Linked DNA regions of Homo sapiens: region 1 is linked to region 2. A link is a loop called in an ENCODE intact Hi-C map of the cell type or tissue named here. Cell type or tissue: prostate gland. All regions are shown on one strand.

Region 1 (2,500 bases), 290 kb before region 2:
AACTATATTTATTGATTTATTTATTTTCGAGACCAAGCGTTGCTCTGTTGCCCAGACTGGAGTACATTGGTGCGATCTCAGCTCATTGCAGCCTCCGCCTCCCAGGTTCAAGTGATCCTCCCACCTCAGCCTCCCAAGTAGCTGGGATTACAGGTGAGCACCACCGTGGCTGGCTCAATTTTTCTTTTTCTTTCTTTTTTTTTTTTTTTAAGACAGGGTATCACTCTGTGATGGCACATGCCTCCACGCTTGGCTAATTATTTTGTATTTTTATTAGAGACAGAGTTTCGCCATGTTGGCCAGGCTGGTCTCAAACTCCTGACCTCAAGTGCTCTGCCTGCCTCGACCTCCCACAGTGCTGGAATTACAGGGGTAAGCCACCACACCCGGCCATTATCTTTTTTTTTTTTTTGTAAATTTTTCTTTAGTGGAGATGGGGTCTCACTATGTTGCCCAGGCTGGTCTGGAACAGCATTTACATTGAATTAGGTATTACAAGTAATCTAGAGATTATCTAAAGTGTACAGAAGGATGTGCGTAGGTTATATGCAAATACTACACCATTTTATATTAGGGACTTGAGCATCCAGGGATTTTGGTACCCATGGGGGATTCTGGAACCAAGTCCCCATAAATACTATGAGACAACTGTAATATATTTATAGTTATTCTATAACATAATATAATACCAAATATATTAATGATATTATATACATACACTGGTAACGGGATTTTTTTTTTTTTGAGACAGAGTTTCATTCTTTGTTGTCCAGGCTAGAGTGCAGTGGCGTGATCTCGGCTCACTGCAACCTCTGCCTCCTGGGTTCAAGCGATTCTGCTGTCTTAGCCTCCGAGTAGCTGGGATTACAGGCACCCGCCACCATGCCCGATTAATTTTTGTATTTATTTATTTTTTTTTTTTTTTTTTAGTAGAGACGGGGCTTCACCATGTTGGCCAGGCTGGTCTTGAACTCCTGATCTCAGGTGATCCGCCCACCTTGGCCTCCCAAAGTGGGAGGCCTGGGATTACAGGTATGAGCCACCACGCCCAGCCGGGTTTTATTTTAATAAATTGGCTCACACAATCTTGGGGGCAGGCCAGTCTGTAGTCTGCAGGGCAGGCTGGCAAGCTAGACACCCAGGCAGGAGCTGGTGCCACAGTCTTGAGTCTAGAGGAAAAATTTCTTCTCCAGGAAGCCTCAGTGTTTGCTCTCAAGGAACAACAAATCAGATGAGGCTCACCCACGTTATTGAGGGCGACGTCCTTTACATAAAGACAAGTGGTTGCGGATATTAACCACGCCTCCCAGGCACCTTCACCACAATGCCTCCATTCATGTGTGATTAAATAATTGATTAGGATCTTAGCCAAGCAGACACACGCAACTCCTCAGCACCGTTCTGTCCAGTACGCTGTGTGCAGAACTCGTGTGTCACTTGCAGGCCGTGCACCTGTCAGCACAAAACTTTCCCAAGCTCTTTCTTTCTCTTGGCTCAGTGGCCAACAACGTTCAAGACAGTGGCTGCTGCGTCAGCCTGGATCCTGGGGTGAGATGATATGGAAGAGAGTCCCCAAACCAGAAATAAGTCTTGGGTGTTAAAAGCCATGAAAAGGGCCGGGCGCGGTGGCTCACATCTGTAATGCCAGCACTTTGGGAGGCCGAGGCCGGCGTATCATTTGAGGTCTGGGCAACATGGTAAAACCCTGTCTCTACTAAAAATACAAAAAAATTAGCCAGGAGTGGTAGAGGGGGGCACCTGAAATCACAGCTACTTGGGAGGCTGGGGCAGGAGAATTGCTCGAACCTGGGAGGTGGAGGTTGTGGTGAGCCAAGATCCCGCCACTGCACTCCAGCCTGGGCAACAGAGCAAGACTCTGTCTCAAAAAAAAAAAAGCCATGAAAGGCAGCTCCCTCCTTCGTCACCACCGGGCTGATCCTTACTCATACCACTCCCATGTGGCACAGAGTGTCACAGTTCAGAGCATGGGCTCAGGGCCACCTGTCTGTCTTTGAATCCTGGCTCTGCCTGTAACTGGCTGTGTGATCCTAAGCAAATTCCTTAACCTCACTGGGCCTCGCTTTTCCTTATCTGTAAAGTGGGAACAATAAGAGTATGTACAATAGCACAATAGGACTAAAATCAAGATCCAAGGAGATAATACACATAAAGTCCTAAGGAGAGTGCCCGGCACAAAGTCGGCTCTCAAAAAATGTTAATTATTATCACTATCATGATCTTCATATGACACGAGATACAAATGACGCAGTGACGTGAAACCTCTCGCTCAAAATCACACGCTCGGTCGGGCCCAGTGGCTCATGCCTGTAATCCCAGCACTTTGGGAGGCTGAGGCAGGCAGATCCCCTGAGGTCAGGAGTTCGAGACCAGCCTGGCCCATATGATGAAACCCCTATCTCTACTAAAAGTACAAAAATTAGCCGGATGTGGTGGTGGCAGGCACCTGTAATCCCAGCTACTTGGGGGTGCTGAGGCAGAA
Region 2 (2,500 bases):
GCAGTAAGCCAAGACTGCACCACTACACTCCAGCCTAGACGAGAGTGAGACTCTGTCTCAAAAAAAAAGAAAAAAAAAGACTCTGTAGTGGATTTCTCACAAAACTAAGTTTATTCAATCTCTACAACTATCCTGTACTTTGAAATTATGTTCTTCCTACTATTTTCGTGGTAAAGTCCAGGAAAGAAACAGCGTGTAGGCTGGGCTGTGCCGCAGCTCACCAGCTCCCAGCCTCAGCCTGCATCTAACCACCAGCCATCCTCATACACGGCCTTCTCCTTGCAAAAGACTGTGGTATTCCAGAGACTGGACCTCTGAGCAAAAGACAATCTGGAATGCACACCCCGCGGGGGCGGCTCGGCACTTCAGCCACATCCACAGCTGGCAAGATCGTTGCAGACAAACCCACAGATTCAGGAGGCATGATAGCAAGCCGGTACTCAGCTTGTGAAGTAAATTAGCGAAGGCCCAGCAGTCAAGGAAGATGGGAGCTCTAGTAACGGGACTGCCGCTTCCAAGAGCGTGAAGCAGATTCACTCCTCCCAATTCCTCCTGTCAGTACCACTCAACACCTGCGCTCCATGTGTAATGCAACCTAAGACTGGAAAGGTGGAGAAGGAGGCGGATGGGCCGGGAGCCGGGGGGCCAGCGATCGACACGGCAGGGAGCTCCTTCAGTTTTCTTTCTGCCTCATCTGAGCTGGATGCTGGAGAAACCAACTGCCTAAAAAAGCCAATGGGTGCAGACCATAAAAACCCACGCAAAGCCTCTTCTCTCCAGCCAGAGGTCAGGGAGAGGAGCAGACCGACAAGGCAGAAACCGACAGGCAGGAACCGCTCTACCCCAGGCAGACCACGGAAAACACCACAGTCCTCCCCACAGCACAGGCTGTGTGGGGAGCCCAGACACTCACCCTTGCCCGGCTGCACCCAGTACCCTCCCCTCCCGCACTGGTGGGGCTCCAGAGGAGGTCGGGCAGAGTCGGGACCATCATTACCTGGCGGCAACAAGGCCATCCCTGCATCAGCAAAGGCTGAGCAGGAGCAGTACAGGTGGCCCTTCCCTCCCAGCTAGGGCGGTGTCAGCACCTTCCCTCCTAGCTAGGGCGGCATCAGCAGAGGCTGAGTGAGGGGCCTGAACTCCCACCCTGCCCAGTGGGAATGAGGAGCCCCTCCCGGTGCAGGTGTCGATGATGGCTGAGTGGGAACTGGACCTCCACCCTCGCGGGTGATAACGAGGTGGTACCCCCTTGACCTACAGGGCAGCGTGAAAGGAGGCCTGCCACAACACAGGATTGAGCAAGAGTCAGAGTCTCGCGATGAAACACTCAGAGCGTCCTGGTTTCAAGGAAATCACTTTTTATACTAAGAACCAAGAATAGCTCAACCTGAATGAAGAAAAACAAGCCATAATGTCAACACTGAGATGGCCTGGACATTGGAATCCCGCCACAGACTTAGGGCAGCCGCCACAAAGATGCGCCAGTGACCAATGACAGGCACGCTTGAAACAAGTGAAGAGGCACAGGGTGGGCGTCTCAGCGAAGACCAAGACAGAAGGAGCCGCACAGAGATTTCAGAACTGAACCGAGACAGTAAGGTTACACCCAACAAACAACGGGCTCAACTGCAGGATGCAGAGGCCAGCAGAAAGCATCCGTGAGCTCGAGGACAGAATAGTGAAGCTACCCGATCTTCACGAGGGAAGACGGAGGGGAAAACACTGAACAGAGACAAGGGACCTGAGCAGCCGTAACCAAAGAGGGCAAGGCTGAAAAAACAACTCAAGACTTGATGACTGAAAATGTCCCAGATTTAACAAAAGACAAACCTATAGATTCAAGAGACTGAGAAAATCCCAAACGAGATAATCCCCCCAATCCACACTGAGTTCATTCAGCGCAGTCTTCCAACCGGAATGAGGATCCCCTCTGTAACATCCCCGACACACAGCTGCCACCTGTGCTCAAAATCTCCATGGCCAGGGTGCGCACTTGCTCCTCAGCAGCGCAGCCTCTGTCAGACAGCTCTCGTGGTTAGAGCGTTCTTCTCACACAGCCTCAAGTCTGACTGTTCTCTCTGGCCAACAGAGAAGGCGCTGTCTTTTGTATAATGGTCTACACCAGGTTCCCCAGTTTCTTCCCAGCTCCCCAATGGAAACGGCTTCCAGATCCTCTTCCGTGCTCTGGGGACGAGGCTGCCAATGCCCTATTGCCCTCTGGTGCCCCAACTGAACGCAGTGTCTCAGACACACATCAACTGGTGGAGACAGTAGCTGTATAAACAGACTAAAATTATGGAAGGAAATGAACGCAGATGATTTCTCCAGGGGCAAACATTTACGGATACTGAAAGCCAGTGTGATGGTCACGGTGCTGGTGGCAGTGACAATGACGATACAGCTCAATGCAGTTCATGCTTTCATAAATGGGAGGGGCCATGGGGAAGTACAGAGTCTTGGCCTTGGGAGGCAGGTGACCTTGAATCTTGGTTCTGCTACT

Evidence for each region. Peaks named below come from ENCODE experiments on the same cell type or tissue, not always from the same donor. Only the 100,000 strongest peaks of a DNase experiment are listed, where the experiment ranks them.
Region 1: it touches region 2 in a loop (2.9-fold over the local background); 2 of 110 quality-filtered maps call a loop at or near these places.

What each region holds. Positions count from the first base shown.
Region 1 is chr7:2,859,677-2,862,176 of GRCh38, reverse strand. No RefSeq gene overlaps it. Among named protein-coding and RNA genes, the nearest start is that of GNA12, 17 kb to the right of the region's middle. In prostate gland, no CTCF peak of the experiment used is centred here; a DNase peak (open chromatin) is centred at 1,266; H3K27ac peaks cover 527 bases.
Region 2 is chr7:2,573,990-2,576,489 of GRCh38, reverse strand. All of the region lies in intron 6 of IQCE (IQ motif containing E), which reads right to left. Among named protein-coding and RNA genes, the nearest start is that of IQCE, 16 kb to the right of the region's middle. In prostate gland, no CTCF peak of the experiment used is centred here; no DNase peak of the experiment used is centred here.